Regions from separate parts of the Homo sapiens genome. Here region 2 is linked to region 1. Evidence: read pairs that join two places in POLR2A ChIA-PET (ENCODE). Cell type or tissue: IMR-90. All regions are shown on one strand. Links, peaks and the distances in the headings refer to the core of each region. The heading gives the core; the rest is flanking DNA.

Region 1 (2,915 bases), core at 194-2,693:
CAGTTTAGCTTTTCAGGTTCTATTTCAGAGTAATAAAGGAGAATAACAGTTGGGAATGAATATCAGATTGAAACCTGTGTCTGCAACATGAGCTTTGAGAGAGAAGCAGATTCTATATCATGAGGATTTTCGGTTTTCTTTTTATATGGGAGGTTAAGGACTTTTAATTTTACCTTGTAGAGAAAAGGGGGTCCAGTGGTTAGTTTTGAGAGGTGTGATCAAACATGAATATTTGAATAAAGAGTTGCTTAATGGATTGATAAGAGAGGCACACTCAGGAAAGCCTTATAAATGTGAAAGTTGTTTGAAAGAAAATGAATAGGAACAAACCATTGTACAAACATTGATCTTTCTAGCTCTGGGTGCACACAGTAATTCCATATTTGAGGATGAAAGGATATAATCACACACACATGCACACACAGAAACACACACACAACATCCATGTACTTCCCATGCAAGTTATAGAGCTAGATCCCTACTTAATTTTGTTCATCATCATAGTTAATTTGTCAATTTCCAAGTGGGCAATCAGTTTATTTTCTGGTTCATGGCTCCATCTTTATTCAGTTCCCTTGGAAGGAGCCCTTTGATTACTATACTTGTTTGCAAATGAACTCTTAAAAAATATGACTCAGAAGCAGCTCAGTTCCCTAGTTCTATGTGTTAGAGTGGAAGCCAATCATTGTCTTTTTCATTATTGTGTTTGTAATCCAATAGGAGTATTCATTACAATCACACAGGAGCCGGCTAAAATGAACAGTTTTTCCTCATCCTACCACGAGTTAGAAAATTAGTAAGAACAGAAAAGATTCTGGCATAAAATGTGAAAGAAGGACTTTCCCCAGACTGTTTCTATTTTTTAAAAAATAACCATTTCTCAGACTCAATCTCCGAAGCGGAACTGCTCATTTCACTTTCTAAAATATGGAAAATCACAGATGAGTTTAAGGAGTAAAAGAGCACTGCACTTACTAAATAAGTGTACAGGAATAAAAGCATAAAGGAAAAATGTAGTTAAACACAATTGCTTCCATTTCAAATGAAAGAAAAGAGGTGAAGAGTCCTTTGGTGAGTCAGGAGAATGCCAAAAGAAACGTCTATGAATGGGAGCTGGGCAAAGGAGTCAGTGGAAGTCCCCTGGGTAGCACTGGAGTGGGATGTGCCTGAGGTCTCCACAGACAGGCATTCTCTGAAAAAAAAAAAAAAAAAAAAAAAAAAAAAGGTATGAGCAGAATGTGAAGCAAACTGCCAAACTGCACAATGGGTCAAGAGGGAGTTGGACAGAGTTTTGGACACAACAAGAAAATACACAGCTGCTCCCAAGATTTTTAAGCTGAGGATGAGGAGTTAGTGTGTAAATGAACTGGTATTTCCTGGGCAGGCCTGCACTGAGATCTTGTCTTCTCCAAGTCCCAAGTGTTGCACTATTTTTGCTTGAACTCTTACCTCTACATAAGCGTGTGTCTTTACCTGCTATATCTAAGAATTAGTACGACCTTATCTTGATATTAATGAGATTTTCACTGCACTTCTTGATCTGTTTTTCTGTCACCTTGGTGCTGGTCAATCCTTGCAGGACTTTGAATTACAGTGTAGAAATGGGGAGAGGAAAGGGTATCTATTTTTATTGATTTCATATATCTATACCTATATCTATATTTTATTCTCCAAACAACAATAAGCTTGTGAGGTAAATATTATTGTCATCATCATTTGCATATTAATAATGATGAAATGGGGATGCAAAGAGGTTAAGCAACCTAACAGAAACAAGCACCAAAAAAAAAAAAAAAAAAAGAATCACAAAAGCAGATGCCCTGCTTAGGAGCCAAGCTCTGTGCTGGAGAGGCATGGCTGAGGTCTCACTTCTGGGACCAGGAAGGTTCTGGTTATGCATCTCCAATAACTTAAAAAGGGTTCATGGGGCTTCAGTGGACCAGTGGTATTTACTGGGCTCTCACCGTGTGTACAGGACATAATGAACAAGTGCTAGGGGAGAAAAGTAGAAAGCAAATTAGAGCACCTTCTACCTAGCTGTTTAAAATATGAATAATGTATAAATATGTTTGAATATGAAAGAACAAGGATGAAGTGCTGATTATTTGCATTCATACTAAGGGTGGCATGTGTGCCAACTGCTGAGAAAGTGGAACAAGGTGAGATAATTCCACCTTTCAGAGGCATGTTTATTCTTGTGTATGGCTCTTTTTCTCCCCATCTATAATGCTTGCTTCACTCAATGCTTTTTTGAATATTCTTCAGAGTTTGGTTCTTTGAGAAAAAAATCTTTCCTCGCAATGTCAGCCTAAATTCATGTTTTCCTTTTATAATTCCCAGTTGGATTCATTTTGTGTGCCCTCTGCTCTGATTTAAAATTTAACTTAGACTGCAACTTCTGCTTTGCATTGGCAAATAATCATTATCCCTGTTAAAATGAACTGTAGAAATGCTGCTGTCAGAATTTGCAATAGGTAGCTGTGTGAAACAGTGTGATACTATGTGAACTTGAAACAGAATGAGGCAGGGTTTCCTCAGATTTCTTCTCTTGCTTTAGAAATGTTGAACACTTCTCATTCTGGCACACAGGATGGGAGTAAGGGGTGAATCACATAGTCTGACTCTCCCTAATATAACTTTGCTATAGCATTTACTATCCTTTCTTCTTTACACTAGGGAAAGCATGTCTGTAATGAGAATTTCTTCTTTCTTGTTCATCATATACAATAGGTAGAGATTCAGTGACCTCTGATCATGGTGCAGGAGCCACTGAAGGACACACTATCTCTTTCAGCCATGGTCTTGTGGCTTCTGTGGAGGAAAATGATTTTCCTCCTGAGAATGATCCTCAGATGGACCCAGATGCATATTTGAACAAAACTGTAGCCTTTAACTTGGAAGGGGGATGACTGTTT
Region 2 (2,915 bases), core at 213-2,712, 270 kb before region 1:
CTCTGGGGCATTCTAAAGGGATGCTCTCTCCTCCTTTTCCCACCCTTTCTCCCCGTTCGGCCCTGAGAGGGGCTCTTAAATAGTCCTTGGAGGTGGTTAATCTTTCGGTGAACTGGAAGGAGGGTGGGCCCGCGCAGCCTGCCCAGACCCAAAGATCAAAGGCGTGTTCCTCCAAACGCCTGAAGGAAGCCCGGCGGACTCTGAAGAATGCTGCTGGCAACCAGCGAGTTTCCAAGGGCAGAGCCAGCATTTGGAGCGAAGGATGCAAAGCTAAGAAAGGATGTTGGCAGGCCAGCTGCGCCCCGCTCGCACCTGGGTTCCCCGCGGTGTGGGGACGTAACCCAGAACCTGCCCTGCGCCTCATCCCTGAGCCAGCGGATCTGCAGCGGGACACGCACCCGCTGGCCCGGAGATTGCACCCGGAAAGGGACGGAAAGGAGGCTGTGCGGACTGAGGCTCAGAACTCCTTCCCCGTCTCGCCTACTTCCAAAAACTCTTCTCCCAGGCGGGGAAGCCTCAGAGGCTGCTTCCCTCCTCCGCCTTTGCGCTCAGCTCCCCGCTGGCCGCGAGCTCTCCAGGCACTCCTGCTGCGCTCGCCACCAGCCGTGGCGTCCCTGCAACCCCAACTCCAGGCCGACTTCCCGACGCACACAGTGCCGGACCAGAGCAAGGCCAACCACTCGCACTGGAGTGATGGGGAGATTTTTTTCTGGCCCGAGAATGGACCAAGGGACTCTCTTGCAGGGGACGTGATTCCAGGGAGCCCAGATTTCTCTCTCCCTTAGAGGTCGCAACGGAGCCAACAGAAGTCTGGCTTTAATCCACTCAGGACTTAAAAACATCATCTAATGACTGAAATCTGTCTGAGAACACAGGATGAGCGCATCCATGTCCACACACCCGGGTGGAACAAATCTTTTATTTTCTGAAGACAAGTGATTTGAAGTCCAGACTGAATGGCATTTAAGAATTAGGAATCCTGCGTGCCATCCTGGAGTGAATTAAACTAAATTAGAGTCCAGAATATGCAGCTTCTTTAAGAAAAAATTCTCCTCTGAAATATTTTCTTTCCCACTGCATTAAGTAGTGTTCCTCATGAGACACCTGAAAACATTGATTGTTAAAATGTGGTCCTGGGACCAGCAGCAATGACATCACCTGGGGCCCCACTTCAGACTCCTGGACTCAGGATCTCTGGAGGGTGGAGGCATCTAGGTGATTCTGAAGAACCACTGGCTTAAAAGTCTCCTTGGTCAGTGCTTTCCACTAATCAGTAAATATATAGAGCTAGCAGAGCTGGAGCTCTGTTTATCACTTCTCTTTTTAGAATGAAGTCTCTGTTTGACAGTGGGAAAGCCTGCTAGAATGATCCTGAGTTGCTTGTGAAGTCATACAAGCAATGAGAGAGAGAGAGAGAGAGAGAGAGAGCGAGAGAGAGGACTTCCCTGGCTGCAGTCCAGATTGGATATCTGTCTGCTTCTGAGAACTTGCAGACTCGCTTACTTGAAACACTTCATTCTCCGTTCAGGCGTCTGTAAGCTGCTTTGGTTGTTCTCCTGGTTCTTTCTAAAAGCACCTTCTAAGATAGTTTTCATAACCTAGAGGTCACAGGCAGGATACTCCCCACCCTTAACATCCCCGACCCCCAACTTCCAAACTATACTGGCTTGAGGCCAAGGGAGTTCCCCATTCTTTCTATGAAGCTACTCACCCCCTATTCATATTGAGACACACCAACTACCTGGGCTGAAGCTGGAGCAGGGTAGGCTGGGAGTTTTACCCTTCTGGGAAGACCGGAGGAGAGAGACCTATGGTGGGTGTGGGTGTGCTGATGATCTGGAATGGGAGAAGGGCTCACTGAGAAGGAGAGATGTTTAGACTGTGGGTGTGTGTTGGAGGCATGTGTGGTGTGGTCACGTTGTCATGTTCCTGGGCTAGTGGCAGCCACCACCCAGTCATTCCCACCTTGATCCTCACTCCATTCAATGGACAACCATGGGGACCTGAGTGTGCCCAGGCCCCTCCTTGGCTGAGGCTCCTGATGGGACTGGGCAGCCTCACCATCAGACACCAGTGTTATCCTATCTGCAGGTGCCAGGCTCTGACTTTGCTCTCTGGATTTCTAGGAAAAAGAAAGCTCTGGACAAATTTAGAGAGCATTAGGGAGAGGTGCAAGGTGAAAGAGAGACAGAAAGAGAGAGAGAAAGAGTCAATAGATACCAAAAAGAGGTATTTTAGTTCGTGGAAAAAAAAAGATCATTGCCTGGATGCTATAAACATACATCCCTTGGAACTTCCTGCCTGAGACACTTTCAGTTTGGGTCTAGGCACAGATAATTCACTACCCGCCACTTAGTAAAAGTAACTGACATTTTCACGGAGCTTTTCCTTTACCAAGGGATTTTACAGATATAATCTCATCTGAGCCTCACTAAGCCTCTGTAAGATGAAAGAGGAAGGTCTGCATATAATGATTATTATCATTCTCATTACCGTTATCCCTGCTTGCAGAGATGGGAAAACTGAGGATCCAGGCTCTTTCAAGAAACAGCTAGTTGGATGCAGAACCAGGGTCAAATCTACGTGTTCCCTATTCATAGCCACATGCCTCCTGCCTAAAGCAAAGGCTTCAAATTATTGGTAGGGAACTATAGATAGCCATGAAGACTTTCTAAAAATCCATGTATAGATTGGGGTTGTAAGGGAATGAGCAAGAAAAAGTTATTTCTCTATGGATGGCCTGCCTGGAATCCTCAGAATTTAGAGCATTCGTTTTGTAAAAACGTGAGTGGGAGATTGGAAAATTTGCGAAACGTGAAAGGCAATCAATTGAATCACACTGGGGACTCTTTGATTTGAACTCTGGATAGGTTGAGGCATGGGCTCTATCCCTCTGGTAGAAAGGAGAGAACACA

The links. Peaks named below come from ENCODE experiments on the same cell type or tissue, not always from the same donor. Only the 100,000 strongest peaks of a DNase experiment are listed, where the experiment ranks them.
Region 2: POLR2A ChIA-PET joins it to region 1 with 10 read pairs; 2 of 35 experiments call an interaction of 5 or more read pairs at or near these places.

The regions. Positions count from the first base shown.
Region 1 is chr6:133,621,576-133,624,490 of GRCh38, reverse strand. The region is part of intron 4 of TARID (TCF21 antisense RNA inducing promoter demethylation); the gene reads left to right. Among named protein-coding and RNA genes, the nearest start is that of EYA4-AS2, 170 kb to the right of the region's middle. In IMR-90, for the core only: no CTCF peak of the experiment used is centred there; DNase peaks (open chromatin) are centred at 1,180 and 2,560; H3K27ac peaks cover 2,308 bases.
Region 2 is chr6:133,893,526-133,896,440 of GRCh38, reverse strand. It overlaps a transcript of TCF21 not described here. Among named protein-coding and RNA genes, the nearest start is that of TCF21, 5.9 kb to the right of the region's middle. In IMR-90, for the core only: no CTCF peak of the experiment used is centred there; a DNase peak (open chromatin) is centred at 1,450; H3K27ac peaks cover 1,410 bases.